Regions from separate parts of the Mus musculus genome. Here all the other regions are linked to region 3. Evidence: chromatin loops called from intact Hi-C (ENCODE). Cell type or tissue: left cerebral cortex. All regions are shown on one strand.

What was found. Peaks named below come from ENCODE experiments on the same cell type or tissue, not always from the same donor. Only the 100,000 strongest peaks of a DNase experiment are listed, where the experiment ranks them.
Region 1: a loop joins it to region 3, with 2.3 times the contacts of the local background. A loop is called at or near these places in 3 of 42 quality-filtered maps.
Region 2: it touches region 3 in a loop (2.3-fold over the local background); 3 of 42 quality-filtered maps call a loop at or near these places.
Region 4: it touches region 3 in a loop (1.8-fold over the local background); 2 of 42 quality-filtered maps call a loop at or near these places.

Annotation. Positions count from the first base shown.
Region 1 is chr2:30,321,676-30,329,675 of GRCm38, reverse strand. Nup188 (nucleoporin 188) reads right to left here. Exons shown (of 44, transcript NM_198304.3): 16 at 7,642-7,794; 17 at 7,378-7,504; 18 at 7,103-7,190; 19 at 6,929-7,005; 20 at 6,042-6,156; 21 at 4,328-4,448; 22 at 4,137-4,203; 23 at 3,098-3,226; 24 at 2,089-2,228; 25 at 263-369. Among named protein-coding and RNA genes, the nearest start is that of Gm39780, 27 kb to the right of the region's middle. In left cerebral cortex, no CTCF peak of the experiment used is centred here; no DNase peak of the experiment used is centred here.
Region 2 is chr2:30,011,491-30,019,490 of GRCm38, reverse strand. Sptan1 (spectrin alpha, non-erythrocytic 1) reads right to left here. Exons shown (of 57, transcript NM_001177667.1): 35 at 5,942-6,045; 36 at 5,653-5,815; 37 at 5,319-5,333; 38 at 3,771-3,902; 39 at 3,420-3,557; 40 at 2,189-2,293; 41 at 921-1,129. Among named protein-coding and RNA genes, the nearest start is that of Mir6997, 20 kb to the right of the region's middle. In left cerebral cortex, no CTCF peak of the experiment used is centred here; a DNase peak (open chromatin) is centred at 4,788.
Region 3 is chr2:29,918,418-29,926,417 of GRCm38, reverse strand. It overlaps Odf2 (outer dense fiber of sperm tails 2), which reads right to left. Exons shown (of 21, transcript NM_001369060.1): 15 at 5,533-5,643; 16 at 5,310-5,414; 17 at 4,047-4,205; 18 at 2,779-2,879; 19 at 316-478. Among named protein-coding and RNA genes, the nearest start is that of Gle1, 13 kb to the left of the region's middle. In left cerebral cortex, no CTCF peak of the experiment used is centred here; a DNase peak (open chromatin) is centred at 4,216.
Region 4 is chr2:29,993,190-30,001,189 of GRCm38, reverse strand. Sptan1 (spectrin alpha, non-erythrocytic 1) reads right to left here. Exons shown (of 57, transcript NM_001177667.1): 13 at 7,500-7,577; 14 at 7,235-7,390; 15 at 6,825-7,029; 16 at 5,613-5,794; 17 at 4,926-5,169; 18 at 4,644-4,766; 19 at 4,236-4,453; 20 at 2,942-3,034; 21 at 1,930-2,064; 22 at 1,128-1,276; 23 at 31-90. It overlaps Mir6997 (microRNA 6997), which reads right to left and starts at 5,240; the gene lies at 5,170-5,240. In left cerebral cortex, no CTCF peak of the experiment used is centred here; a DNase peak (open chromatin) is centred at 10.

The DNA.
Region 1 (8,000 bases), 400 kb before region 3:
ACGCAGATACATAAACATAAGTAAATCTAAAAAGAAAATGGAGTAGGAGAGCCGACTTGAAGATAAGAGCAGGTCCTGCTCTTACAGGAAGTGCGTTTGATCCCTAGCCTGTACATCAGGCAGCTTACAACCTCCTGCACCTCTAGTTTGGGGATCCCAGATTTCAAGACTCAGTGGACACCTGCACTGCAGCACGAACACACAAGCTGGAGAGCAGCGGGAAGCTTATCCTCACGGCTCGAGCCAGCACCATGGATCCTACCGTGGCCAAGCGTTTCAGCAGCTGGATGGCCAGACGTGGCAAGGCTGGGTCATGTCTGTGGTAGATGTACTTGGCTAGGACAGCAATGAGGTTGTTCCCGTGGGCACCTGAAGCAAAGGAAACAGATCCAGGGACCCATTACAGTTCTTTCAAAACACCAGCCACTGGGGCTGATTAAGTAGAGGTGGCCAGTTCAGTCCTATTCTCAGTAGCAAAGAGATAACTAGGATTTGGGGATAAACAGTTCAATACAATGCATTAATACAAAGATATATTTTAAAAGAAATACTCTTTAATAAGGAGGTTACAAAAGGCACTGTACTGAAATTTTTAAAAAAGGAAAAGAAGAACCTTTAAGCCTTGAACCCTTAAGCAGGAAGGCAATGAGGTTCAGTGGGGAAGGCTCCTTGCCAAGTCTGACGACAGAGTCAGTCCTCCATGGTGGTGGGAGAGAGCCAAGCCCCACAGTCTGACTTCCACATTCACATGCAAGTATGCACGCGCACCCCCCCCACACACACACATGCACTTTCAGAAAACACAAACCCCTCTGGGCAGACACAGTAGCACATACTTGTAACCTCAGCACTTGGAAGGTGAAGAAAGGAGGAACCAAAATTGAAGGGCAAGGGTCACTGAGATGGCCCAGTGGGTGCTTGCTGCTAAACCTGATGACCATAGCTCAACTCCCAGAACCCTCATAGTGGAAAGAAAGAGCTGACACCCAGACATCATGAACACAAATATAACAAATGTAACAAATTGAAACAAAGGGGCAGGGGAGGGGTATAGGGGAGGGGGCATTCCAGGACATCGTGGCTACATAATCAATTTAAGGCCAGCCTGTGCATAACTGGTACTAGAGCAGTGACTTAATAGTGGAGCGCCTACTAACTCGAATAAGGCCCTGGGTTCAGACCCCAGCATAGCAAATGAAAAAAATTAAAGTTATAAATGCTTTTGGGGGGGGGAGAGTATGGGGGATTTTTGGGATAGCATTGGAAATGTAAATGAGGAAAATACCTAATTAAAAATATTAAAAAAGAAAAAAAATAAATGCTTTTAGACATGATATAAAACATTACTCATAATGAAAGTGAGCCAAAGATTAACGAGCTTAGAGTCACACTGATATGAGCCAATGTGATTTGAAGGACTTTTTGTGCTTGTTTTTTCAGGGTTGTTTGTCTTTGAAAGATTTTGCTATACAGACCAGACCGTCAGGGACTGGTGACAGAGAATGCCAGCTTCACTGTCTTCACTGTCTTGACTAGCAGGTGGCCCTGGCCCTTCTGCCTCTGGAGAGCAGAGGGGCGACTGTGGGCATGAGCCAGGCCCTCTCCTCTGTGCAGTCAATCAATCACCCATTTGTAACTGCTGTCAGCACCGCCATCATCCTTGAGGGACTGTGTGAGCCGTCCTCCCCACCCTACAGGGAAGGAGCTTCCTACACTGTAGTCATTTGCATGGCCTAGCACTCTACTTGTTAGGCAGCCCTAGCTGAGCTTATCCTCCTGCCTCAGTCTCCCATGGATACAGCAATTTACTTCTGTGCCATTCTGGATGAGAAATCTGAGACAAAGCTTAAATATGCCTGAGGTTCTCATACAGCTGAGCAAAACCTAAATCTGAACCAAAGAAATATGACCCCAGTCTCCATCCTTAAGTATTACTATGTCATCAGCAGGAGTCCAGAATAAACTATGATGCAGTCCCTTGTTACCAAGCCTAAAGAAATGAGCTGAGAATGATTTCTGATGTCCAAGCAGAGGGCGTTAACTATGTTTTTATGGGCAGAAACGTAGCCGAGGAAGAAAAACACATACCATGTTGTGTGAGAGCCTGTTCCAGGGGTGAAACCACATTAGAAGGAGGTTTCAGCCGAATAACATTGTTGGTGACAGAGAACGCCAGCTTCACTGTCTTGATCAGCAGTTGGCCCTGGCCTTGGCCTTCTGGCCCATCACTAGGTGCCAAATGGAGATCACAGTTAGTTCCAATAAGATGGTCTCAGTCAGGATGTGCTCTCACGAGCCGACTACAGTAGAAGCCCAATTCAGACTAGGAAAGGAAGGAAGCTATGCAGCAGCCACTAGCTAGGAAATACAAGGAGTTTTTTGTTTTTGTGTTTAGAGACAGGGTTTCTCTGTGTAGCCCTGGCTGTCCTGGAACTCACTCTGTAGACCAGGCTGGCCTCGAACTCAGAAATCCACCTGCCTCTGCCTCCCAAGTGCTGGGATTAAAGGCCTGCCACCACCACCTGGCCACAAAGTTATTTTTAAAAAGCAACTGCAAGGACCAGGAAAGCTGTTATAAGATAGTCTTTTAAAAAAATGAAGCTTCACCCATGATACTCTATCAACACGGCTGCCTAAACAAGACCTGAAGGAACATAATACCAACAGTCATGCTAGAGAGGAATGGGGAAAGCTCACTGTGGCTCCAGGCTTAAACAAAGAACTGCAGGTGAATAAGGAGTGCTGAGAGCCAAGAGCCCAGAACCCAGAGCTCGGATTTATTAACTAACACCAATGGCTCGGCCCTGAAACCATATGTACAGAAGGTACACCAAATGTACAGAGCTGGTTGTGTTTATAGATTTATGCACACATACTGGGCATGTGTATGTGTGTAGGCATGTGTGTATTTAACTACACATCAATTTGAAGGAGTACAAGGGGATGGTGTGGAAGGAGATGAAGGGAGGAAAGGGAAGGAGGAAAATGATGTAATTATATTTTAATTTTAAAAAGATGGAAAAACAAACAAAGCAACTACAAGTTAAGCTAAGATGGGGTCTGAAGGTCAACGGGATGGGCACAAAGGAGGCCCTACCTGCGGGGCTGAGCAGCCATCACCATGTCTATGGTGTCTACACCAATTCCCATGATGCTAATGACGGTCTGTCCAGCTTCGGTATAAGCCAGGCTGCAGATGCAGAGGGAAGGCAGGCTGGGTGTGTGGCTGGAAACAGAGAGGGTTCTCAGTCACTAGGAGCTCTTAACCAGAAGGAGCAGCCCCATTCGCCTTGCCAACTGTCTGTGGAAGGAAGATATTCTGAACACTTTTCTCAGACTTGGTCCTAAAGACCACCCTGACAGTTATCTAAATACCATCAATTAATGGATGAATAATTACTTAAATAATTCAGGATTAACCTATTCATGTAATATACAGAAATATAAAAACAAGGGAGGGCACAAAATCAAGTAACAGAGCAAGGGAGTTCATGGAGTAGAAAGGTCTAGAACCTGTACTGACTTGCTAAAGGTGTCTCTCACACCAGACTTTCTGATGGACAGGCAGCATTTTTTTTATAATTATCATAACGAATGATTACGCGTGTGTGTTTGTGTGTACATGCACCTTCATCTGTCCTTTCTGTCCATAGGGAAGAATGACAACCAAGCCAGTGGCCAGGAAATTGTAAGTTTTGGGTTTATGTTAGTTAATTTTTGTCAACTTGACAAAGGCTAGTCCTTTGAGAAGAGGGGACTTCAACTGAGAAAATGCCCCAGCAGACTGGCCCATGGGTTATGTCTTATTTAGTCAGTGATTAATATAGGAGGGCCCAGCCTGTTGTGGGTTGTGTCATGCCCGGGCAGGTGGTACTGGGGTATATACGATTTTGAGCAAGCCAGTAACCAGTGTTTCTTCAGCTCCTGCCTCCAGGTTCCTAGCCTGACTCTCCTCAGTGATAGACTATAATGTGAACATTTTCTTCACCACGTGGCTCTGAACATGGTCTTTTATCACAGCAGTAGAAATTCTAGCTAAGACAGGATTCAACTAAGGTGACATGGTGGGAAGAAACAAGGGGACTAGAAGCAACCAATACATGTTTTCCCTGCTGAGCCCCACAACCCCCCATCACCTGCTATGCAGCTCTGTCTCTTGGCACAGGTTCAGTATTGCATGAATCAGCTCCAGAATTAGGCAACCTAGACTCCAAAAAAGACATGTGATGGACAATGCAGCCTTGTGTTAATGACCTGCCTCAAAAAAGAGAGGGAAAGATCTTCAGAGAGCAGAAATTCTGGGGTGTTCAGCCCACGCTGTCATTACCTATCAGCTCTCGCACGCCATGAGAGTTGTAGCGCCATTTGTGGTAGCTGGGAAGCATCTCCTTCAACACGAACATCACACAAGGCACCAGGCCTTGGCTCTGGGTACTACCAAGCTGCCCCTGTGGGAGAGCATTCTGTGAGGGCCTTGGCCATGTAAGGAGGCATCCTTTATTACTCAAGATTTAACCTCAAAAGCGTAGACAGATCCAAAGGAGAACCAGGAACACCTTGACCAAGAACAGAAGCAGACATCAGAAATTCCTACTTCAACCCAACCATTCGATAGACAGAGAAACAACTAAGAAGGCAATGTGACAATATCACCAAAGGTGTTGACATGGAGGAGCAGGAGGACAGTTAATCTGACAGGACAGTGGTTCCCTAATCACCAGATATAGGACTGTCAACAACAAGGAAAGTCACTCACCGTCAGTGACTGTCACCCAAACCTGAAGTCCCATTATTATGGAGCATGGGAGCAGAGAGGACTGATGCCCCAAACTCACTCACTCACACTCTCACACACACTCACTCACTCTCTCTCTCTCTCTCTCTCTCTCTCTCTCTCTCTCTCGGTTTTCCGAGACAGGGTTTCTCTGTATACCCCTGGCTGTCCTGGAACTCACTTTGTAGACCAGGCTAGCCTCGAACTCAGAAATCTGCCTGCCTCTGCCTCTGCCTCCCGAGTGCTGGGATTAAAGGCGTGCGCCACCACGCCCGGCACCCAAACTCTCTCTTTTAATAGTGCTGATTATTTCCAATGTCTGTATCTTAAACTGGACTCTCACTTTGACTCAGCACACAATTTCTCTCTAAGCCCTCCCTTATTTCTACAGGAAGGATATGTGCAAGGTGCTGAGTGTGTGTGTACAGTAATAGTTCCATTAAATCCGGTCCTCAGCCATAGAAGAAAGTACTACCACTGAACTCCAGTCTCCAGGCCTGACCTTACTCAATAGCCCAAGAAGACCTTAAACCTGCTCTTTTGTGTTGGGCTCCTGAGAAGCCAGGATTGGTCCTGGAACCCCACGCTGGCTGTGGAACTCCTGTGTGTGAGGCTCTAAACTCCGTCAGTGAGACCTACTTCATGCCATAGATGCTCTCAGAAACTCAACTGCCCAGGGTCAAAAAAATCCAAGTAGCCAGTAATAAATTCCAAGTTCCACCCTACTTCACTCCAATTCCAAAATTCTTGTTCTTAACTATACACTAGTTTTCCAGAGTCCTGATCTAGTATTACCAGCTCATAGCTACAATCTGCTTAAGAAAGATGAGAAAATTGAGCAAGCAGGGTCACAGTACCTTCTATGAGGTAAATACTACAACCTGAAACCAGACCATGGAGGGTACATGCAGACACATACTGGGGCACGACATACAGTGCGCATAGCCTGTATGACAACCACAAAGCCAGATCCATGAAGCATGCACAGGCACACGATAGGAGAAGGCATGAAGTACACGTGGATGACAGTTTCATAACTTAACACGCAGGAGCCAGAGTTCTCAGCTCTCACCACAAGCCTTCTGACTACTAAACAAACTCCCACAATTAAGCTAGCACTAAGGAACATACTGGCCAGACTCTCAACACACAGAAGCTAATATGCCATGACTTCAGAACAGATGTCCTGCAAAGGATGTCCCGAAGAAAGTGACTACAGGAGCAGGTAACAGGGGAGCTGCTCCAGAAATGTCTCATCAGATGGTACCTTGACAAGCGTGGTGACCAGGCGCAGAAAGGCAATGGTGACCCCATATTCGCCCTGGGGCTGCTCACTGTTCATCAGAAGGCTGCCATACCCTCCAGCATTCATTCCCTCCGCACTAGGGACAGACAGAGGCAGAGGGATAAAACCGTGAGCAATGTTCAAGGTTTGAAGATAGACTACAGCATTTTCGTCAGCACAGACACCAAAGCTCTTCAAAGGGAAGAATCAAATGTAGGCAGTTTTATAGCCAGGGAAGAAAAGGTAGGCTTATGCTTTACTGATGGAAACTCCAGGAGGGCTAGCGTGACAATCCCATGAGTCACCAGGGAAACTCCTGCCACGGAAGCAGAGTGAAATGAGCATGCTCAGGCAGTAAGACGGGGCCTGGGTTTCAGTCCTGGCCTGGCTCACGTACCCTGATTGGAGAAGCAGCACACTGTCTGTGCTTGAGAATAGGACACCAAGTCTCTGGATCAAACACCCCTGGACTCACTCAGCGGAAACATGAATGCCCACACAGCTACTGTAGCTGAGCTACATGAGAAAAGTCCCATTCTACCTCTGAAAAGTTTAAAACTGTGAACCATCCAGGACTCAGAAGCAGAGGCAGGCAGATTTCTATGAATTCAAGACTAGCCTGGTCTACATAGCAAGTTCCAGGCCAGCCAGAGCTACATGGTGAAGCCCTATCTTCAAACCAGAATTAACCCCTGTGAAGCAGCAGTGTGTCAAGGAGAGCAGCTCTGTGCCCCTTCTCCATCTCATCCTCCCCAACCCTCAAGTCCATGAAGACTGAAGGTTCTTTAAAATGAATAAAGGCAGGCTGGACAAGACCAGGAATGGGTCATAGCAAGGAGTAAGGTCTACCCACTCAGGGCCTGGCTCACCTAATCATCTGAGTCATGTTGGAGACAGGGTGGGCCACGAATGGCAAAAAACCTGTGTGACGAAGATCAGTCCAGACCTAAGAAGGAAGAAGAAGGCTTTTGGTGTGCACGTCCTCCCAGGTGATTACACCGAATGTGATGCTACTGAGCTGCTACAGAGACTTGTCACCTCACCTTTGCTGGGTTTCGAGCAGCCAAGACAGTTAAGCAGTTGACACAAGAAGCAATGACGTTTACAGGAGGGGAGATCACCGTCGTCAGCCTGGATAGAGAGCAAAGCGCTGTGCCCAGGGAATAAGGAACAAGACTTTCCAGTGCTCACCACAGTGCTCTGAGGAACGGGAGAGCCCTTGGCTAGAGAACCACTGGTAAAGGCCTCCCACAGAGCTCAGGGCAGGCTCCTGGGAAGCAACAGTCACTGCTGCAAGCTCCCAACCACAAAGACTCACCGCTGCAACAGCATGTAGATGCGGGATGTGATGGGCAGCAGGCAGTCTGCTATGGACAAGTCTGTGCTGATGACCTTATGAACCAAATCAATGATGGGCTTGACCCGCTGGCAATGCTGGATCACATCTGTGGGGAATACAGCCTGTGACTTCTCAGACCCCAAGCTGGATGGCTTCCAACTTCACCTTCAAGTTGGGTGTTTGCTCCCAATCCTGCAAGCACACCCTCTCTGCCTAGTGCTTGCTCTGCAGAGCCCTCCTTACCTGCTGTGGAGACAACGTGGAGCAGCATTTCAATCTCGCAGGTGAAGAGGGTCCAGCTGCTGTAAGAGTACTCCCAGCGGACAAGGTAAGCCCTGTCATCCAGCATGACTTGGCCCACAGTGCCCTGAGGAATGCGAAGGTTGGTCTGACCCCCTATGGAAGAGAAATGCCTGTGATCCTCCTACAAATCTGGGAGGAGGACCTCCTGGCAGACACCACTCCTACAACCTTTACATGAAAAATGCTAAAGTTGGACGTGCTGGCACACACCTGCAACCTCAGACATTTGAGGCTGAGGCAGAGGAATGCTTTAATCCCACCCTGAGAACTGACATCTTGCCCCCAAAATTTTGTCTTCT
Region 2 (8,000 bases), 93 kb before region 3:
CAAACAAAAAAGATGGTCACATGTACTGTATTTTTTTAAGTTAGAAGGTGTTTTCTAAGATTCATCTATTTTGTATGTATGAATGCTTTGCGTTCATGTATGCACATACATTCTTGGTGCCCAGAGGTCAGAAGAGGGGCTGAATCTTCTGGAACTAGAGTTATGGATGGCTGTGAGCCTCCAGGTGTGTGATGAGAATCCAACCCAGAGCCATCTTTCCATCCCCAACTCATTTAATTTTTAAAAAAGGTTTTAACGGAGGAGATTTTCTTTTAAAGTGGATAGCTTAGGTCAGACATAGTAGTTCATACCTATAGTCACAGACTCATGAGGTAGAAGCAAGAGTCCTAGGGTTTCAAGGTAATATTGAGCTACACAATGAAATTGAGGCTAGCCTGGATTACATGAGATAACTCTAAAACAAACAAACCTTAAAACAAAAACAAACAAAAAAAAAGGAAGCCAATAAAAAGAAATGGCTTGTTTATATGCCATATTATTTGAAAAGAAATAAATAAAATGTCCGAATTTTTGTTTTTGTTCTTGAAGGTAAGATTTCTCTGTGTAGCTTTGGATGCCCTGGAACTTGCTCTATAGAAAAAGGTTAAATTTTAAGGGTATGGGGAGAAAAAAAAAAAAAAAAAGCCGGGAGTGGTTGTACATGCCTTTAAATGCAAGCATTTGGGAGGGAGAGGCTAGTTTACATAGTGATCCCTCAGACTACATAGAGATCCTGACTCAAAAAAAAAAAAAAATCAAAACTTTCCTCGGGATGCAAAAGGTAGGGCTTCCTGTGACATGATGGTTAAAGCACACAGGATGATCCTGTACCCTCACGTCACACTTCCCTGTGACCCCCGGCTCTCCAGGCAGCCCCATGAGAAGACAATGAGAATGTAAGTGCAGAGCCCAGCACGCACTTGATCCAGGACTCCTCGTCGTCCATGTCCCGGAAGAACTGGTGCAGGCGGTGGGACTCGCTCAGTTTCGCTCTTCGGGAGGTGGCCATGCTCTTGATCTTCTGGAAGCGTCCATTGATGGTGTCCCGCTTCTCTTTCACTTGGGAGGTGTCGAAGGCACTGCTAGTCATCAGGCTGTCAGCCTGGCTGTTCAGGTCCTTCAGACGATCCTAGGGCAAGGACACAAGAGAGGGCTTAGGAACCAGGTCCTGGAAATAGCACCCATTAATTCCTGACTGGGCCGTGCAGCCTAATAAATCAGGGTGTGCAGTATGTACCATTCTAGCTCTGTAAGAGCAAACTGCTCTCATACTGACAATAAAACTTAGTACCTGTCATCACGGACATGAGCACTGATGGGCAAGGTGTGAGATGTAGAATGTGGTGGTGCTGTGGCTACAGTAAAAATCCCATTTTTTTTTTTTAAAGATTTATTTAAAAAAAAAAAAAAAAAAAAACAACAAGATTTATTTAGCCAGGCGTGGTGGCGAACGTTCTGAGTTCAAGGCCAGCCTGGTCTACAGAGTGAGTTCCAGGACAGCCAGGGCTACACAGAGAAACCTTGTCTCAAAAAACAAACAAACAAATAAACAAACAAACGAATAATTTATTATTATACATAAGTACACTGTAGCTTACTTCAGATGCACCAGAAGAGGGCATCAGATCTCATTATGGGTGGTTGTGAGCCACCATGTGGTTACTGGGATTTGAACTCAGGACCTTCAGAAGAGCAGTCAGTGCTACTGAGCCATCTCTCCAGCCCTGTTTTTCCTTTTGAGACAGGGTTTCTCTTGCTGTTTATACTATAGAACTAATCCTTGAATATTTAGCCAGGGATGTGATATAGATGCTGGAATCTCAGCATCTGGGATGCAGAGGCAGAAAATTCTTCAAGTCTGAGGCTAGACAAAGCTACACACTGAGCGCCTGCTTCAAAATAAGGAGCTAGATGTGACTGTGTACACGTTCAATTCCAGCACTTTACTGTATGACATCTCTAGGCGCACCCCCCCCCCCCTACATTTTCACGATGGCTAGTACTTATAGATAAGATTTGTGTAAACCTAGGCTGAGAACAATCAAGAACCCAGTCTAGTCACAAATGGCAGCCTTGGACAGAGCCAGGCACCACTCTGCTTCCTTTAACTATAGCTCTCTTGAAGACCCTGGGATACTCTTGGGGTTCTTTCTAATTACCCTCCCTTCCCATCTGCCACTCCACTGACCTCGTGGGCCGAGATGTCTGCCTCTAGCAGCTGATGCTTTTTCAGCAAGTTGTTCACAGAAGCCAGGTCTTTGCCATAATCTTCCGATGCCAGGAGAGCCTCCACCTGCAGTTGGTAACACAAAAGGGAATGGTTATTACCAGATGCATGCAGTGTTCTGGAAAACTCAGGGTGGCCTGGTGCTGCTCCAGAATTTTTCAGTCATGACATAATTTTTCATTCTTCAATTTTTTTATTTTGTTTTGTTTTTTTGTTTCCGAGACAGGGTTTCTCTGTGTAGTCCTGGCTGTCCCAGAACTTGCTCTGTAAACCAGACTCTAACTCAAGAGATCCACTTGTCTTTGCCTCCCGAGTGCTGGGATTAAAGGCGTGGGTCACTACCACCTTCACTGTTTGGTCAGTTCTTTTTCTGGGGTTAAAGGTGTGCCCCAAGGAGTCCCCCTCTGTTCTGTACACTAAGCTAGGTCTAAATGGGAAGGGGTAGGGATGGAGGTATATATAGCCAAGCCTTCTCTTGAATGTCGGGGCAAAGAGCACAGCAACCTACAGCGACAAAGCTCCTAGTACCAATAACACAGATGAGCAGTGTACTAAGATGCTCACTGAGGCCTGCACTCTAGGAACCCCTTAGAGGCAGCCAGATGGGAATGCTTAAATCATGCTAAGATTCTTTGGACTCTCTCATACACAAATATTTGGGGAGAATTTTAGTGACATGGGATAACACTTCTCCATATATACTAATGAAAAATGACATTGTGAACTCAATCATATAAAATGCAAATTTAAAACAATTCAGGTGATATATACAGACTAGAGATTCTAAAGTGTTCACAGTGGTGGTCTCTAAAATCACCCACTTTAGAGCCCTGCTTGCCAGTTTCCTACATATGCCTTGTCTCTGGCTCCCTTCCTCTCTGCCCTTTTTGTTCTATTGGTGCAGTCTCCTGGAACTGCCTACCTCTCCTGCCCAATCTCTTCCTCTATGTACTTCCTTGGGAAGAAGGCTATTATCCAGCACCTTCTAAAATCAGTTTCCGCTCCCAACCTCTTTACTCACTGTTTTAGCAATTCCTAGCAGCAATCTGAACCTATCTTACCATGAGGACTTCTGTTCAAGACTCTGAAGCAGTTTCCCCCTTTTATAATTTGGGCTGGCTGACCAAACCATTCAGTACCCAAATGCCTAGAAATTCCCTGATTGTGGGGAGCAAGAACCACCTCACGTTACCTCAGAGAGCCAGAAGTCAAAGTCTTTGATTCCAGTGTTGAAGTTCTGCTGCTTATTTGCCTCTTTTAGCTTCTGGCTCTTCTCAGCTGATTTCTGCACCAGGAACTGCCACTGGTCTGCAAGGGCAGCCAGGCGGGCCTTAAGAAGAGATGGGGAGAAACTTGGGATAGGAAAATCTCTGTAGGGCCCATTCCTAAGACCCAAATCAGAGACAAGAGGATGTGGAAACAATCAGAGGAACTGTGTTTTTGAATTCCAGAGACTGTAGGTCTCAGGTAGTATCAGGTGTAGTGCAGTGGAAGGTAGAGTGCTATCATTCTTTCTGAAGTTAGTATGGCCCCTGAACCATACCTTGACAGCATCCTCACTGCCAGCACAGGCCCCACGCTCAATGAGGGAGTTGCCCATGTCGATAACTCCACGGATTCGGTCAGCATTGGCGTGCAGTTCTGCCTCAAAGGCTTGGTGCTTCTGGTGCTTGCTCTGAAAATACCAAACCACTGTTCAGAGGCAGTTTTTACCAGGTTTGTTCTTAAGACAAAAGATACGCTCAGGAGGGAGGAAGTACAGGGTGGGTAAGGAATAAGGCAAGCATTGGCGTGGACAGAAAGCCACCACAGCTTGTGTGGTGCTGGGGTCTGAGGTCCATAGATGCCCAGCAGAGGTAGGTTTAGGCCAGAAAGGGAAATGAACTAGTCAGGTGCAGTAGGGTAAAAGCCAGCTCTGAACAGCTCACTAGCAGGCTGGGAGCAAAGCCTCAAAATTTTGTGTTTTTTTTACGCTTGGTATGAGATAGAGGGGCCAATTTCAGCTCTGCATCTAACTGTGTACCAATGTCAACCCATGTCTTTAGCCTTCCTGGACAGAACCCCTGACTGGTAACATATATGGGCTGTTCTATCACCTACAGAAGGCTGCAGCGGTTCCTCTGTTGATGACAATTTGGTAGCTGTCATTATCAAAACATGAGGCTGCTAAAACCCAGTCTGAATGTTACTTTTGCCAGGTAGAGAAAGCTGGAGGCTTTCCCTAAGGATTTGTTAAGAAACAAGGCTACTGCATGAAACACTTAGGAGAGATGACTGTGAGGATACAGCAGCTGTAACATCATTTTGGGAAAATCAGAGGACAAGTGAGAAACAGTCTCAGGTATAATGTTACTGGAGAAAGAAAACTAAGAGAAATAAAACAAAACGGTTTAGTTGGCCAAGATTCTGCACTCAATGTTTCATTTGAGAGGCAGCGAATGTTTCAGGGAGGGATCCTGGCTGCGGCCCCAGCATGAGGCCTCAAGAGCTCTCACCCACACATCCTGACAGTGCCGTCTCTGGTGCCTGCTCTCATCACCGCCAGTCCAAACCCATTTATTCTCTTCTACAGCTTTATTTTCCCTTCCCAGTTCTGGGCCTTTTAAGTCACGTGGCAAAAGATGTATCTTTCTTTTTATGAGTGATGTCTGCTTAGATCTGGAAGCACATCTTGCTATTCCAGTTCTCTGGGCCAGCACCGCTGGACACGAGCCAGAGTATGCACTGGATTTACCCCAAGCTAGCCTGCCCTGCCCAGGCCACTTGACACCCCGAGCCCGGGAAAATATTCTATTTTCAAGAGTGCCCCTTGAAAGGAAATGGTCAACTACTGCCCCCCAAATCAAACACGGTTGTACAAAACTTGCCTGGATGATGAAACAGGGAGGAGGAGATAGGTACTACATGCTAATTACAACAGAGAAAGCCACACCCCACAGGGACACTTGGATGGAGTGACTGGGGATTAGACTGATGACGGATGAACAGACACCAGTGGACCAGATGTAACCACAGTAACAGTACTCTACAGAGTAGAACATAAATCCCAGAGCTCAAATATCTAGAACTCTTAAAAGTGTGAAAAACTTACCAACAGCTTGGAAAGCTACAAAAACAGATGGAAAGAAGAATTCAGTAACTGATATGAACATGTCTCAGCTACTAGAGCCTCACTCTGCCATCATACTTCCCCAGGAAGATCGGCGCATGGGAACAGCACAGGGGCAGCTCCATTAGACAGGTTATAGCTTCGACAAAGTCTAGCAAGGGAGCAGCTTTCAAATGGCTCTACTGACCCAGTGGACTTTTTCTAAGCTTTATCATGGAACACACAGTTTTATAGGTGTACTCCCTTAAAGAGTCCCATTTAACAGCTCTACTCAGTGACAAGGCACTTCAGAACAAGTGTCCTAGGAGCCCCTTACCTGGATGTTGGTGGGGTCCTTGTATGACTCATCACTGGCTGTCTGTAACTTCTCACTGATCCAGGCTTCAATCTCATCCACATCCCGGCTGAACTGCTGAAGTGTTTGAGATTCTCCAAGTTTTGACCTTTTTTCAATCATCTGGGCTTTTAGGCGGCGCCACCTGAGTGTGAAGACCAAATATGAGTGTTCTTTCCAATAAGAGAAGAAGCTGGAATAGGTATGGCTTCTCACATGTGGACATTCATCCTCTCAGAGCTGGGGACTGTCACCATCGCAGGACACCTACCGGTCAAGGACCTCATTGCGTCGGTTTGCAATGTCTCCCTTGGCATAGTGGTCAACGGCAATGAGCTGGTCGGCAAAGGCCTGCAGGGCAGCTATCTTTTCTTCCTAAAGGCAACAGGCAAAGAGGTCAGGGTGGGCTGAAGAAAGCCTGTCAGCCTGATAGTTTTCAGAGGAGATAGTTACACTTTGAGTGACGAAACTAACTGGTAGCAGGATCGGAACACATCGACACTTTAGAAGCCAGCTTGATTATCATCATTACTAGAGTAGGGTTTAATTCAAGAGGACTTAAGGTCATACTGAGGTGTGCAAGTGTAGGGACACCAGCAGATGTCTAACAAATTAGAATCATAAAATGATCACTGCCCTGTTTTCAACAAAATGGTTTTCAAGTTACAGCTATCTATTTTGTTCCTTGTTTTAGTGAATTATGTTATCAAAACATAATATTTTGCCCTAAAAATATTTTGGGGGTGGGGGCTGGAGAGATGGCTCAGTGGTTAAGAGCATTGACTGCTCTTCCAGAGGTCCTGAGTTCAATTTCTGCAACCACATGGTGGCTCACAACCATCTGTAATGGAATTCAATGCCCTCTTCTGGTGTGTCTGAAGATAGTGAAACAATGACAGTGTACTCATATATAATAAATACATCTTACAAAAAATATTTTTTTGGGGGAAGGGGAAGGGAGGCTGGGTATGGTGGCACATGCCTTTAATCCCAACAGGGGCAAGCAGATCTTTGTGTCTGTGAGTTCAAGGCCTGTTTCAAATAGCCACTTCCAGGGTAGGCAGGACTATCCAGAAAGACCCCCATTTCAAAATACAAAATAGAACAAATCTGGGGGGCTGGAATGATGTCTTAGCCATTAAGAGCACTTGCCGCTCTTGCAGAGGACCTGGGTTTTATCCCCAGCAACCATGTGGCTCCTTATAATTCTACTCTACTCCTACAGGATCACTTACTTATCTTCTGGTTTCTGAGGGAACTGCACACACATGCTATGTATACTTAGAAACCTGCACACAAATACTCATAAACAACTTAAACTTTTTCTATTCCATTATTATGTTTTGAAGGGCTGTGGTCTGAACCCAAGTTTCATGTTAGGCAAGTACTGTACCAGGGAGCTCCAGCTGTGTCATCATTCCATAATACAGAACTGATTTGAGGACCCCCCGCCCCTTTTTTCTTCTTAGACAGGGTTTCTCTGTGTAGCCCTGGCTGTCCTGGAACTTGCTCTGTTCCAGGCTGGCCTTGAACTCAGAAACCCACCTGCCTCTGCCTCCCGAGTGCTGGGATTAAAGGCGTGGGCCACCACACCCGGCTTCACCCAAGGATTTAAGCGCTCGCTGTTTGTGACCGTGTGATGACCCCAGGGTCTGCAGCACACTCAACAGTGCTCTAACCCTGGGTTGTAAACTTTCCTTTTTTGTTTCTTTGGAAACAGTTTTGTCACATAGCCCAGACTTAAACTCCATCTTTCTGCCTCAGCTTCCCATATGCTGAGATTATAGGAGTGTTACACCAAGCTGCTATTTCGAGGTTTCTTGTTATTGTTTTGAGACATGGTCTCACTATGTAGCCTTGGCTGGCCTGGAGCTGGCTATGTAGGCCAGGCTAGCCTCAACCTCCAGACATATGTCTACTCTACATGTCTCTGCTTTTTCAGTACTTGCAGGAATAAAGATGTGCTACCACATATGGCCCATTTTTAAAAATAGTTCTTCATATACACATTTTCACAACATTCATTGAAAGTATTCATTGGATGTATGACAGAATATACTTTTTCTTAAAAAAATTATTTCTCATTACAGGTATGTGTTCATGCACATGTAAACGCTGAGTGTGGGGGCCCGCAGCAGAGAGAGACATAAGCACCCCGGGAGCTAGAGTTACATGTACTTGTGAACCACTTGAGGATGCTGGGAGTTGAAATCAATTCCTCTCCAAGAGTAGTAAATCTGTGCTCTTAACCAGGAAGCCATGTAGCCAGCCCAATATAATGTTTCTGTTTTGTAACTGGTATGAAAATCTTAGTTGGTGTGAGCTTTTTT
Region 3 (8,000 bases):
GGGAATTGAACCTGGGTCCTCAAGAAGAGCAACTAGTGCTGTTACTCATCTCTCTAGCTCTGAGGGAAGCTTACCATCCTCCTTTTTGCCCGACCTTTTCCAGCATTCCTATAATGTGAAAAAACTTTCCAGAATCTCAAGAGAGAGCAATGTCCATGAGCAATAGCACAAACGGCCAATCCTCTACAACAGACACCCATTTCATCCTCACAGCACATTCAGGAAGAAGATGCTCTACTGTTCCCATTCTTCAGATGGGAGCGTAGGCCAAGAAAGGGTTAGAACACAAAGCAAACTAGGAGTACAATGACTGACCTGTCGCCTGGCATCTTCAATGGCACTCTCCAACTGCCTCGCCAATGACCCACACTCCCTCGTTTTCTCCTCCAACCGCAGCTGAGCCTGGTGGATTGCCTCCTCCCTCTTGGCAATCACCTGTAGGAACTCGACATTCTGGGCGCTGGTAGCCTCCAGTTTCCTAGGTGAGAGCACTCCATTAGACCCTGCAATGACCTGCCTGCCTTGATCCACTGCCAGGGGGCTTCTGCCTCCCCTGAATTGGGAATCTTGTCACTTGAGCAATCTTCACGGAAAGCATTTTCAAATCAGCAAGGTGGCTGCTGGACTGTGCATCTGCAACAGCGGGTCACAGGACAGTGGGGAGAGCGGAAAGGACTGCATGTGCAACTGAGTGCACATGGTGGCCCTTTCTTAGTGTCACACAGAGAACAGCAACCTGCAGCTCACAGAAGGCCTGCTGTCACCAACCCATTCTGGGAATAAGGAAGTGAAGCCTGAAGGAAACAGGAGACACAGGACTGAGGGCAGCAGAGCTGACAGGTCTGTCACCAAAGCCCAGCTCAGCAAAGAGACTTCAGCTGAGCCACAGTACCTTATGTGACAGACACAGGACAGCTGTGGCTACCCTACTTTACACAGCATCTCTCCTGTCCCTCCAGAACACCATCATCTTTAAAGAACACTCATTGCAGGTCCTGTTGGACCTAGCTATGTTTGTGGGTCAGTTTGGCATAGCAGAGGCCGTCTGGTTCTGACCCACTGTAGGCTACCCTGACCTTTAAGGCAATTAAGACCCTAAGACCCTTAGCCCTCCGACTTTTTCTTTTAAAAATTTATGTATGAGTATACTGTAGCTGTCTTCAGACATATGAGAAGAGAGCATTAGATCTCATTACAGATGGTTGTGAGCCACCATGTGGTTGCTGGGAATTGAACTCAGAACCTCTGAAAGAGCAGTCAGTGCCCTTAACTGCTGAGCCATCTCTCCCAAGACTGGGTTTTATAACACAGCCCAAGCTGGTCTCTAGCTGGCAGCAATCTTCCTGCCTTAGCCTCCCAAGTACTGGGACTAGTAGTGTGCTACCACTCTGGGATCCTAGTCCCCTGCTTGCAGATGCCACCATGGTTCTGGAAGAAGAGTTCCCAGCTTAAGGAACATCATTTGTAGGAACCAGCTGTGTGCATCTGGGCAAGTTATAATCATTGCCTGAGCTTGGTGTTATGATCATTGCCTGAGCTTGGTTTCCTTACAGATAACATTTGGGTCATCCACGCCTATGACCTCAGAACTCAGGTGGCTGAGGCAAGTGGAGTTGCAGGCCACAAACTTACACTCTGATTCAAAGAGGCAAACTATGGGACAGGCAAACTATGGTTCAGTGGGTAAAAGTGCTCGCTGAAAAGCACCATGGCCAGAGTTCAATCCACAGGACCCACATTGTGAAAGAAGAGAACTGACTCCCACAAGTTGTCCACTAATACCTACACTTATGCAGTTACTATGCTGGGTACAAATATATAGGAATAAATAAATAAAAATAGGGTTAAAAAAGATAAGAGCTAGAGAGATGGCCTGATGGTTAAGAGCACACACTGCTCTTGCAAAGGACGAACCAACTTCAGGTCCCAGGACTCACATCAGGCAGTTCACAACTGCCTATAACTGCAGCTGCAGAGGCTCTGAGCCTCTGTGGGCATCTATACATACTCCCAGACACTCACAAATAGAGACAATTCAAAAATAAAGTATATCCTTAAAAAAAAAAAGTCACTAATTAGGACTAATAGTACCAGCTGGCAACCATATACAACCAGCTTGTGAGTGAGGCAGGAGAGCCCTTTATGAGACCCTCTCACTGAGGACTGCTGTGTCTCAGGCGGCACACTACTCCTACGTTCGTCCTTCCTCACACCTGGAACCAGGTCCAGCAGAGTTAAAGCATCTACCCAAGGTCACAAGGGAGGTTAAGTCTCTCAACCGGACCTGAAGCCAGGGCTTCTGATGCCAACAAGTGCTGTGAGCCTCACCCACGCCTGTCTCTAACAGTCTGTAGGAAGATCAGGGAGGTCACAGAAATGCTGGTCAGCAGCACGCGGGTGCTCTGGCTGCTTCACTCAAAGCAGGCCTGATGGTCTTCTTGAGATAATGGCGCCTGCCAGAAGACTGTCCTTGGATCGTATGGTCCCACAGCATCTCTCCCGGCTGAGACCCCCCTTCCTCTCGTCCACAAGGCGCCTGCCAGAAGACTGTCCTTGGATCATATGGCCCCACAGCATTTCTCCCGGCTGAGACCCCCCTTCCTCTCGTCCACAAGGCTTACCACTGAAACACAAGCAGCTCTTCCTCTGAGTTCTGCCTAGTACCTTCCAGGACCTTGAGTCCTTCCAATACTTCAGCACACTAAGCACAAAGCAGCTAAGTGGCAGAAAGTCTCAGGTCCTAGGAAGAGGACAGACATGGGACCAAGTGCCTCTAACCTCTCAAGTTCATCCACCTTCTGACTCAGCTGTTTATTTTCCTTCTGGGAAGCCTGATGTTTCTCTCTCGCCATCTCCAGCTTGTCCCCCTGATGTTCGATCTAAAATGACAGGAACGCAGTCTGGTTTATGAGGGCATTTCCAGTAAGGTTGAGGAATGAAGGGATTCCCCGTTCTCCTGTGACAGCATCCACACCCAGGAAAGAGGCAGACTGCCCTCAGCAGGTGTCCCATATTCAACCAACAACCTGGAAGAGATAAGAGAACAGGGATGGGACAGACCCGCTCCACCCCCTCACAATGGGAGAACACAGGTTAGATGCTGGTTCCCGATGACAAGAGGGCTGCAGAAGCCCCACGGGGACTGTAGTAGACATGGGGCGTTAGCAGCACATTGTACAACAAACCCCAAGCTTTACCAATCCTGCATTATGCGAGAGCTCAAGAGACCCCAAGAACATTCAACAGTCTGAAAGCCATGGATTCAAATCCCTGTGAATACTGAGCATCTCTGTGACATAGGGACTCTTGTTTCCTTCCCTTCTAGGTCTCAGGGTGTTACTGAAGGAAGAGCCCATGGGGCAGCGTGGGTGCTCAGAAGCTGACACGTCAGGAGACTCCAGCACTTTTGGGGGTAGAGGCAGGATTAAGAGTTTAAGATCATTCTTGGCTACACAGTAATTTCAAAGCAGCCTGTTTCAAAAAAACAAAAGCAAACAAAAGAAAGACTTTAAAGAGAAAAGATAAGAGACCGCCGATGTCAGATTTAAGTGAGTTCTGTGTCATGTCTTGAACAGTGCAGGGTACGGTTCCAGAAACTGAGAGACAGACAGCTTCTGGACAAAGGGGCTGCTTGCTTCTCTCAGAAGAGAATCCTAGGTAAGTAGATCTGTGGAAAACAAGGAGAGGCAGTTAAAGCTTGAGAAAAATGGAACAGTGGACAAGCGGTGGGTGCCACAGATCTTCTGCGTGTCCTCTCTGTGGCTGTAGGTCGGAGGACGGCGGCAGGATATGCAAGGCAGAAGCAGGCAGAGCGTGGCCGGCCATAGCAGGGCAGTGGCGAGTCTATAAGCTATAATCACTTTGTGCAACACGCAGGGTTTGGCACACCAGACTTTTATTTCACAGCACTGATGATAGCTCACTCCTTTCAGAAATCGGCAGCCAAGAAAAAGGAAGTGGTCCTCCCTTGGGGGGCGTGCAGCTCATCTCGGTAAGCGGGCCCCTGCTCGGGCCAGTTCGTGGGATCCCTTCTGCCAGTCCCTTACCCGGCTGCGCAGGTCTGAAATGATGGCTGTGAGGTCGATGTTCTTCCTCTCGTAGCCCTGCAGCTGGTCTTGGCACTCAGCCAGCTTGGCCTCCGTGATCTTGAGGATGTCAGGCAGCTGTTGTAGGTCAGCCAGCTGTGACTGGAACTGCCGACGGGCCTGAGGCAGGAAAAGAAGCCCAGCATTGGTAAGATCCCAACTGAGAACACAGCATGGCTGACCCAGTCCCACTGGCAGGAGTCGGGCTGCTCCCCCGGAGGCAGAGCAGGCTGATCTTGGCAGGGCACACTGAGCCTACACCCTGGGACACTTGCAGTAGCCATTCATTTAGTCAGAAAATATCAGTGGTGACACCACATTTCAGCACCATCCTGAGGGCTCTCTGCAGTCACTTTATTTGAACAATAAGAAAAAAGGACAATTTAGGAGCTGGAGAGATGGCCCAGTGGTTAGAGCACTGACTGCTCTTCCAGAGGTCCTGAGTTCAAATCCCAGCAACCACATGGTGGCTCACAGCCATCTGTAATGGGATCAGATTCTCTCTTCTGGTGTGTGGCTGAAGACAGCAGTATACTCACATATAAAATAAAGTCTTTTTTTAAAAAAATTAAATTAAATTAAATTAAATTAAAAAGGGACAATTAAAAAACAAAAAACAAACCCACAAAGGACAATAAGGGTACGAGGCTCAAAGTCTGGTTTAAAAGGCAGGATTACAGGCTGAGATGACTCCAAAGCCCCTAGGAAGGCAGCCATGATGATACAAAGATCAGGGAGGATTAGAAATAGCTGGCCCTGCTGCATCCTTAAGCTTTAAGGCTGGGACCAGAGGCAGAAGTGAGCTGCTCCAGTAACTGCTGGCTGAGCCCAACTCAGACGGCTCAAGGGAATCATTAAGACAATTACTACACCCCAACCAGCCAACAGCTCTGAAGAGAAAAATCCTTCCAGAGGGGATGCTAGGCACATTTATAGATGCTACAAAAACAGAGTTCAGGCAGAAAAAAATGGGCATCCAACTGCCTGCCTGCCCACCATGTAGATCTGAGTCCACCTGGCCAAAGGGGCTTTTTAAATTTTTTTTTCAAACCACAAGGGGAAAATGGAACTAGAAAGACAGTATAGAGAAAGAGCCAGGGAGGGGACAACAAACAAAGAAAAATTGGGTGGGGTGGGAGTCAGAGAGAAATCAATTGCTCTTGTGAGCCAAATCAGGCAGGAAAAGGGTCCAGGCAGTGAGGAGAGCACAGAAGGGGACAGTACCGCCTCGATCTCTTTGTTCATCTCGTCTTTAAGCATCTTGTTCTCTTTGTCGCAGCGCTCTAGCTGTGCAGCCACTTCATCAGCCTCCAATCTTGTTTTCATCACCTAGGGAACAACAAAACCACAGTGGATGCTCTTGGCAGAACCCCCCCTTCCCATCTTATCCTCGAAAGACCTAGCTGTGAGCCAACGAGCAGGGGACCAGGCTGCCCATGGCGTCTACCTGGCTCTTGTAGTTGTCTATCATCCCCTCGTAGTTCTTCACTGACGCCTTCAGCTGCTGAACCTCCAAGTGAGCCTGGTTGAGCTTGTCCTCCATAGGGGCAAAGCTAGCCTAAAGAAGGGAGGGCTTGTGAGCAACGTAGATGAAGGCTCAAGATCAGGGCCTCCTGACCCTCAGTGTACTTCTAGGAGCCAGCAAAGAACATACATACATGCATGCATACATACATATGTTATATACATATATACATAAATTTTATACACACACACACATACAGAATATATTCATCAGTGAGTAAGTCTCCAAATATGACCCCCAAATGTGGACAGAGTTAATGACAAATTTCTCATTCCAAAGGCAATATACAGTCTCTAAAGGAAAAAGACAGCTTGGTGCAGCCATGTGGTAATGCACTTGCCTAGCATGCTAGAAAGAAAATGAATATCAAACCCATGGATCACATGACCAAGCCTTAAGAGTTGGCCACAGAGCTATTCTTCTCTAACTTGCTTCAGGAATAAACAAATTATACGATGCTTTCAAAACAGTTAAGATACTTTTTAAAATTAACAATATGTTGTAAACGTATTTTCAAGATATTAAATTCCATCACCTCTCAAGATAGGTACCTGCTACATAAATGGATTTGCAATATAGATAAGTAGGGAACAGGAGAAGATGAACACACACGTATGTGTGCACATAAATGTGTGCAAACACACACACACACAGACAGTGCGAGTGGTGGCTCATGTTCAGTCCCAGCTCTCAATGTTGCAAGTCTGAGGCTAATAAATAAGAAAAAGGAGGGCAGAGGTAGAGAGGGAAGGAGAAGAGAGAAGGCTTAAGACACTGGCCTAGAGAGAAGAAAGGGTTGGAGCTCAGACTCATGGTACAGTGCTGGCCTAGCATGCACAAGGCCCTGGCCTCCGACCTCAGCATCACAGAGAAAGGGGGAGAGAGGGAGGGAGGGAGGGAGGGAGGGAGGGAGAGAGAGAGAGAGAGATGGGGAGCAGCACCACAGACAGAGAAAGGAAGCTTAGGAGCGTCAGCTGGGTGGAGTCAGTGCGCTTGGCTGTCACCAACACTCACTATGACAAGAGACCTATGTCTGGTACCTTAGCACATGTCAAGTGCTTCCCTACTCCTGAGAGACTCCCCTAGCTTCTGTGATTTTTTTGTTTTTTGTTTTGTTTTGTTTTGTTTTTTTTTTTTTTTTTTTTGGTTTTTCGAGACAGAGTTTCTCTGTGTATCCCTGGCTGTCCTGGAACTCACTCTGTAGACCAGGCTGGCCTCGAACTCAGAAATCCACCTGTCTCTACCTCCCGAGTGTTGGGATTAAAGACGTGTGCCACCACGCCTGGCTTTCTGTGATGTTTTAAATTTTTCCTATGAATATATCTGACCACTTAAGGGGATATATTTCTAACCATACTTTCAATGGCACAGTGTAAACTGAACACAGATACACCAGGCTATAATCCCTAAGTATTGGATTCCGAGGTTGTTAATATTGTTTGAGATGGGGTCATCTCTGTGTATCCTAAATTCACCTGAAATTCTTTCTCTCTCTCTCTCTCTGTGTATACACATATTTATATACATACATAACTAATAAATATATATATATGTAGCTTTCCCATGCTAGCCTTCAGCTTGTATTTCTCTTGTCTCCTTGGAAGTTCATTTCTTTTCTTTCTTTTTTTGTTTTATTTAAAGATTTATTTATTCTATGTAAGTGCACTGTAGCTGTCATCAGACACCAGGAGAGGGAATCAGGTCTTGTTACAGATGGTTGCTGGGATTTGAACTCAGGACCTCTGAGTCAATGCTCTTAACCACTGAGCCATCTCTCCAGCCAGAAGTTATTTTCAATGTGTCTGAAAATGCAGTACAGCAAAGATACTGTACCACCAAAGCAGTAAAAGGACCAAAGACTGGCAATAGCATGCGCTGACCCTGAGTGTCCCGGGTGGAAACAATGTGTACAACTCCTTTGCACTTGCTAACATCTGCTATGGTTGAACTAGGATGACCTGGCAATTCTGTTCCGAGTACAACCACCTCTGTGCACCCAGCCATGTCCACAGCACCAGAGGAAGGAGGCAAATGCCCAGTACCAGGAGAACAAAGGCTAGAGGAGCCAGCTCACAGCGCCCACCTACAGCACTGAGGAGTACACTGTACACACTGTGCCACCCATCACTGCATGGCCTCTAGAAGTATCAATGACACCCATGCCACATCGATGGACCTGTGATGGCACAGTCAGCAGCTGCTTCCTCAGGGGTGGGATACGGGGTCCTCGTAACTTTCAAAGTGACTGAAAATTTGTTCACTATTATAAAAATTTAAGGATTTGTATACTTTTCCATGTCATAATTTCTTCCACCACACCCAGTACTCAGACAGCAGTAAGCAGCTGGGTCTGCAGAGTCATTCTCAGCCTCAGCCTCGATTCTGTGCAA
Region 4 (8,000 bases), 75 kb before region 3:
GGAGCTCAGCCAGGTTCTCAGCCTACTCACAGTTCTTCCACCTGTTTCATACGCAGAGATACACTGCCGGCCTCCTTAGTTATGCGTGTCCTGCACAGAGGGGGTACAGCAAAAGCATGCACACATTAGTGGGATTAATCTATGGGAATAAAAAGCAGCAGCTCCAACTGGTGCCATGATGGCGGATGCTTGAAATGGGAAAAACATAGGAATCCTTCAAAAGCTCTTAGAAGCAGCCCAGGCCATGAACGAAATCACTGGAGAAACAGCAGGAAAATTAAATGAGAGGGTTAGTTTACCTTCATGTTCCTGACAACTCTGCTTCATGTAAGGCTGCATTCCCTGTACTGCACACACTTACTGCACAGAGCAGGCCAGGGGACAAAACAGACCCAAAGGACAGTGCTGACTCTAATTGCCAGCTCAGCAACACTAGCTCCATCAACTTCTGTGCTCTTACATTTATGATCCAGGTCTGGGATAATAACATAAACCCCAGCGTCTCCTTGTTTATGCAGTTCAAGTAAAAGAGTCTACAAGTGTACAAATGGCTCTTGTCATTTCAAGATCATTAATGTCAGAAAAGCTCTCTTATTCTAAGCCCTACTGGACTTAGATATATACTTCCTGTATTCCCCAGATGCCCAAAGCTGTTGATTTCATCAGCAGAGTAAGGTACACACTATAGGACAGACATAGGGCAATATGGGAATTGTCTATATGATATGAAGAAAACCAGCTTAAAAAGTAAATTCCTTTCTCTGAGTGCAAAGGAAGAGAGAGCAGCTCCCAGGCAGCTGTCCAAAGGGAGGCAGAGCCAAGGGGTAAGATATCTGAAAATCCAACCCAAAAAGAATTTTGTCAACAAGACAAAGGCTAACACTGTACCAAGTAGCAAAATGTGCTTTAGAAAAAGCAGCTCAGAAACACAGAAAAAAAACCAAGTGAGATTAAGGTACTAGTCAAGAATCCGAGCTCTAAAATGGAGGCTGGTGGGTTAGGAGACTTAAGGGAAATAGAAAAGAAGACGTAGGGCTCCAGAGACCCCAAGACACTGACTGATCTGCTTGAGGACTGCATTAAGCCCTAGGTGCTGTCTAGCCGGTGCTGAGTATCTGAGCCCTTACTGGTTGTCAATTTGCCCCTGCCGCAGAGCAATGCTGCCCTGCTCTTCTAGGAGGTTCTCCCTCGAGGCTGACTGGGCGGGGTCCAGCTTCTTCACATATGCAGCTGGCACGAAACCCTGCCGGTCATTCACTTCCACTTTCCACCAATCCTACAAAAGAAAAAAGAAGAGGACTGAGAGCTGAGACTTTTCCCAAGAAAGAGAGACCTCACACTGGACTACTTTTTTTTTTTTTTTTTTTTTTTTTTTTGGTTTTTCGAGACAGGGTTTCTCTGTGTAGTCCTGGCTATCCTGGAACTCACTTTGTAGTCCAGGCTGGCCTCGAACTCAGAAATCCGCCTGCCTTTGCCTCCCAAGTCCTGGGATTAAAGGCATGCAACACCACGCCCTGCTCCTTTGTTTTTTGTTTTTTTAATTTTTAAATTTTGTGTCTCCGTGTGTATGCTACAAGTGTGTGTTTGGATGTACACCCAGGGTATAGTACCTTGTCCAGCACACATGAGGCTCCGTCTTCCACAGCCAGCACCACAAACAACAACTACCAATAGTACAAGTTATAGAGGAGACAATGCATGGCTCAGAAGGGAGTGTGCTTGCCAGAGACACTTGATTTTCATGATCCTGCTGGTGACTCTTGGCACTACTCGTATACATCAGACTAAGTAGAACTGATCTAGTACTTCCCAGTCATATGTAGCTCTGGATAAAGTAACCTCCTTATGTCTTCCCATCTTCCCAAGGATATCCAGTAGAGTACATTCCCTGGGGCTGATGCACGAAACCCTGGCCACCCTGTGCCTTGCCTTGTTTGTGCTGTTGAGCAAGGTGAGGATATCCCCTTTCTTCATGGTGACCTCACGAGGACTCTTCTCTTGATAGTCATAGAGAGCCAAGACTAGCTCCTTCCCAGTCTCATCATCCATGGGGGCCACTTGTTGCTAATGATCCAAAGGAAAGACAAAATGATTAAATGCCATGTGTCACTCAAGCATACAACAGTCCAACTTTCGACAGGTGTTACCAAATACACACTTATAAGGGTCCTTTTTTTCTCTTTCTTTTGATTTTTAAAGACAGGGTTTCTCTGTGTAGCCTGGCTGCCCTGGAACTTGCTCTGTAGCCTGGAACTCACAGAGATCTTCCTGCTTCTGTCTCCCAAGTGCTGGGACTGAAAGTGTGTTTCGTCACCAGCCAGCTATGGCCCAAGAGCTTAAAAAGAACTTTGTAAAGAGCCAATCCTGTTTCAGTAGTTGGAACTATATACACCAGGCTGGCCTTGGGATCCATCCGTCTCTGCTTCCTGAGGAATTAAATGAGTGCTGGAATTAAATGTCTGCTGCTGGAATTAGATGCTTGCACTACTACACCCAACTGCTTGAGAGCTCTTTAGTGAAGCTACAAAAAAGAAAGTATTTGTTTAAGCTGTTGAGCAAATATGTCATTCAATAATTCAGGTATAGTGGCTCATGCTTATAAATCAAGCACTTGAGAAGCCAAAAGAAAGTTAATTAGTTTGAGACCTGCTTGGACTACAAAGTGAGAACCCGTTATTAGAATATCAAAAGGAGGGGATTTAGTCAAACAGAAACAATTTAATGTGCCTGAGAAGAATGTTGCCCATAGCACCTAAGATGGCATGCAACTTTAATCCCAGCATTCCAGTGCTTGAACTAAGTAGAGGGAGGTGGCCAGCCTCATTTACACTGTGAGACACAAAGAAACAAACCCAAATCCAAAGAGTGTTGCCTACCCTCAGTTTCCTCAGCACATACGTGCCCTGCCCTCAGTACTTTAGAACCCCAGGAGCACCCATACCCGGCATGACTGGGCCTGTTCTCGCAGAGCCTGGATGCTGCTGCCATAGGCGCTGAGATCGGACATCAAAGCTTCATGCTTCTTGAGTAGAGCCTGAAACCAAGCACACAGAGCTGTGTCTTTCCTCAAGGCCCTGTCATCAGGAGATGACTGCTTGCTGTCCTGTATACTCTGTATTTTGTAAAATTACTTATAATATTTTATATAATGTACTTTTAAAACATTTTTTGAGCTCAAACATCTTCGCCCTACCCCTCCAGCTGCTCCCATACTCATGAGCAACTTCTCTCCAATTACTATTGTTTTACACATAACAGTCCATACAGCGTTACACATACACAAACTCTACTGAGTATGTTTATTATTGTCCATAGTATTTGTGTCCAGGACTGACTGCCCTCCATGGGAACGTCCTGTAGCTGTGGTGGAAGCGGATCTCCTTCTCTCCGCAGCTACTGATCACTTACAGCATTTTATCTAGAGGGGTAAGGACCTTGTCAAGTTTTCTCCATGCATGTTGGCCTACAGTTACTTCTTTGTGTGTGTGCATACACCATGGAAAAGCATGGAGGTCAGAGGACAATTTGCAGACATATGGGTCTGGGTATTAAACTGAGGTCAAGAGGCTTGGCCCAAGTGCCCTTGCCCACTTAGCCATCTTACCATCCCAATTCTTCCTGCTTTCTAATTTCAGAGAAGAAATACTGCCTAGTTACAATCTCCTCTTTACCATTTTTACCTAATTACAATGTATCTGAATAACATAGACACACACAGAGCAGACTCAGTGTACTTGAGAATGCCTTTTTATAGGGCTACTTTGTCACTGCTTACTAACAGGACCTCCAGTGTTTTTGGTTCTCCCATTCTTGGGGAAAATCCTGTTCATGTGAAGGCTCAACTCACCTAGGGAGGTTTTTGGTACTGGGAATGGAATCCACAACTGTATACAAGCAACTAGTGCTTTACCACTGAGCAGAGACCCTAGCTCTCATTCTGGTTTTGACAAGATTGTTAAGAAGTAGGTCTGACGACTACATGAACCAGATATGAGTCACATGTCTGCATGCATGTGACTAAGAATAATGAGACAACAGCAAATGTTAACAGTTGAAAGTAGGTGACAGGCTCTTCTTGATTCTGAACTTCCAAAATAAAAAGTAAGATTGCTGACACTTTACAAAGCAGCTGCAGTATACTTTATCCTTTCTGCAATACCTTCTCCACTACCTTGCTTCCTACTCTGAGGCTGGGGCCAATTCCCAAGTCCATGTGATGCCCAGGTTTGAGCTACCTCAGCAGAGTCTTCATCCTTCCCATAGTCCGTACTGCCCACAATGGGCTCCTTCTCCCGCATCCAGGACTCAGCCTCATTGGCATCGGCAAAGTACTGCTGGGCCTGCAGCGAGTCCTCTAGATCCTGCCTCCGCTGGGAGGCTTTGGCTTTCAGAGCCTCCCACTTCTGGTTGAGCTCACTCAGTTTGGCCTTCACATCCTCTGCAGCAAAATGGCCTGGAAGGATGATGTGGAGAACAGTGACAGTGACACTCAGGTGAGGCCAGGCCAGAGTCATATGACAGCACAAGAAGGAGACTCAGCCCTGGCCTCATTAACGGGGCTCAGGTCCATGCACTCTATGCCAACAGGGGACAGAGTAAAGACATAAAGAGTAAAAGCAGGTCCAGTCACTGACCACACTCACCTTCCTCCACCATGGCATTTCCCTTTTGTGTCACTGCTTTGATTCGAGGTTCATGCCCAGCAATCTCTGCTTGCAAAGCTTGGTGTTTCTTTAGCAGATTCTGGACTCCAATAAGATCTTTGCCTAAAAGCAGAATCCATTCTCCCATTGAACTGTCAGTAATGGGCTCCCACCACTGCCACAGTATAGGGATCTAAACTTCCACTTCACTTCCTCAGATACATCTCCTTTATGTATAGGATGTGGTAATGGCATGGATCTGCTTGGGGCAGATACACTAACCTCTGTTAGTGGATGCAGCAATAGGCTCCTTTTCTCGAATCCAGGTTTCTTCGTCCTCCACATCCCGGAAGAGCTGCTGCAGACGAAGAGAATCTGCCAGCTTCTGTTTCCGGGCCACCATGGGTTCCTTAAGAGCCTCATAGCGAGCCACAAGGGCCTCTTGCTTCTTCTTAATATTTTCGGCATCAAAATGGCCAGCATCTTGGAACTGGCGGGCCTGAATTGTGATGCCATCAATTCGATCCTGGAAACAGGAGGGTAAGGTTTGAGAGACTCCAGAGACTCTGTTCTGCACCTCTCCAGCCTGTTACTTGGGGATGAGGATTCCTCAAACACAAAGAAAATGTAACAGTGGGAGTCCTACTCTCAGAATATTTGTCCTGCTAGGGCCCCCTCACTTTAGGCTCCCAGAGAGCTCTGAGAAAAAACACTGAGCACAGCGCTCTGTAAGAGAGCCTCATAGTTCATCTTCCCCCAATAGTATCCCCTTGGAAAGTTCAACATGCATATTTCTCCCACACAGCACTGCCCTGCCCCTCCCTAGGTCCCCACTTCCCACACAGCACTGCCCTGGCCCCTCTCTAGGCCCCCATTCCCACACAGCACTGCCCTGCCCCTCCCTAGGCCCCCATTCCCACACAGCACTGCCCTGCCCCTCTCTAGGTCCCCATTCCCACACAGCACTACCTGGTGAGCAGCAACATCCGCCTCTAGCAGAGCATGCTTCTTCTGGAGGTTCTGGACATTAGTGAGGTCTTTACCATAATCATCTGAAGCCAAATGACCTTCTACTTCATACAGCCACAATTCAATGTCTTCAACATTTCGATTAAATTGTTGCTGCTGGTTGGCTTCTCGGAGCTTTATTCCTGTTCAGTAAAGTGTAACCACATTTCTGTTGGGATAGCCCTGACCACGAGCCACGGTACCCCAGTGAAAGATTGCGGTCAGAGCTTAAGTCAGTGTCCAGTTTTGCTAACCAGTGAAGGAAAACCTCTAGAATACCCTCTGCTCTACATTCTACAGACTGAAATGAAGGCTGTTTGGTAAGCATCTATACTTCCATGAGATACATCTCTGGCTCACAGTTAAACTGTGATTTTTTTGTTTGTTTTTCCAAACAGTGTTTCTCTGGCTCTTCTGGAACTCACTCTATAGACCTTGGAAATCAGAGGTCTGCCTGCCTTTGCCTCCTGAGCACTGGGATCAAAGGCGTGCGACACCACTGCCCAGCTGCCAAACTGTGATTTTAGGTAGGAAGGCTCTGAGTGTCTACCCAAGCACTGCTTTTAATCATACTTTCCAAATGATCAAACTACTAAGAACCCAAGCCAAGTAACCCTCATAAAACAGTAACTCTTTTTGGTTTTTTTTTTGAGGACCAGCCTCTTTTTTTTTTTTTTTTAAGATTTACTTATTTATTTCATGTATGTGAGTATACTGTTGCTATCTTCCCAGAAGACAACATCAGATGCCCATTACAAATGGTTATGAGCCACCATGTGGTTGCTGGGTACTGAACTCAGGACCTCTGGAAGAGCAGTCAGTGCTCTTAGCCGCTAAGCCATCGCTCCAGCTCCAAGCAATAACTTTTCTTTTTTTTTTTTTTTCCCCGAGACAGGGTTTCTCTGTGTAGCCCTGGCTGTCCTGGAACTCACTCTGTAGACCAGGCTGGCCTCGAACTCAGAAATCCACCTGTCTATGCCTCTGTCTCCCGAGTGCTGGGATTAAAGGCATGGGCCACCATCGTCTGGCTCAAGCAATAACTCTTAACAACAAAGTTATCACCCTACCTTTCCTGGGTTGTGTGTGGTCCTACCATGCTAAGCCAGAGAGGAGTGTTTAGTTTCCCAAACATTCCTATCACCAACCACTTTTCTATCATCTATTTTCTCCCACCTTTCAGTTCTGTGGCCTCTAGAAGTTTCTTCCACAAACTGATGACCTCATTCATACGAGCTGCTACTTCTTCCTTGGCATAGTGGTTGACATCTATTAGCTTCTGCCCAGCTTTCTCAAGGGCATCAATCCGGCTCTGGTTTGCTGAAAGCTCAGCCTCAAAAGCCTGATGCTTTTGGACTTTCCCTTGCAGGTTGGATGGATCCTGCGAATCAAAAAAAGAAGAGGGTTGTGCCTGAACTGGAGAATATATATAGCTACTTCACACTCATAAAACAGAAGATTTACGCTAACTAGTGTGGTTTGTGTGACCTTCTTTGTGTTTTTTGGTTTTGTTTTTTTAGCTCCAAGTAGTTTTTGCAAGGTTTAGCTTACTACACAACTACTAAAGGAAACTCTGATTTTATTACTTTATAAGCTTCATCGGTGGCCGTTTTCATCTTCTCGTTGACCCAACTTTTGAGCTCATCAGAATCACGGAAGAACTGCTGCAGATGGAAGGAATCAGCCAGCTGTGCCCGGCGATGCATGGCTCGCTCATGAAGGGCATTGCGGCGGCTCAGGAGCTGTAAGATAGATTACATGACTCTACATTATACTCCCCAAAAGGTGACTGGCCTGACTGAGCTGCATCAAGCATCTTAGAAAGGAGCACGACATGCCCAGGGAACTCACAGCATCTCGTCGAGTCGCTACATCTTCCATTGCGTAGTGGTTATTTTGGATGAGTTTGGTTGCAAATTCATCAAGGGCCTAGAAAGGAAGGCAGGAGTTGTCACTGTGAGCACAGAGCCTGGACTATGGAGAACACATCCTAATCTTTCAATCTCTCTCTCAATATTTCTCTTAATCAATCTCTCTTCAAGACAGGGTTTCCCTGTGTAGCCCTGACTGTCCTGGAAATAGCTCTATAGTCCAGGCTGGTCTAGAACGCAGAGATTTACCTGTGTTTGCTTCCCAAGTGTGGGATTAAAGGCATGTGCTATGAAGCCATGCAAAAACACCCAACACCCTAATCTCTCTGTCCAGGCTTGCCCTGTGACACACACTTACTACTGGGCCCAGGTGGCTGATTATGTTTACCTACAGATTTACAGGTATGTCCAACCTGTGGCTCATGGGCTGTATGCACCCCAGGACAGCCATGAATTTAGAGTAACATGAAAACCCTAAACT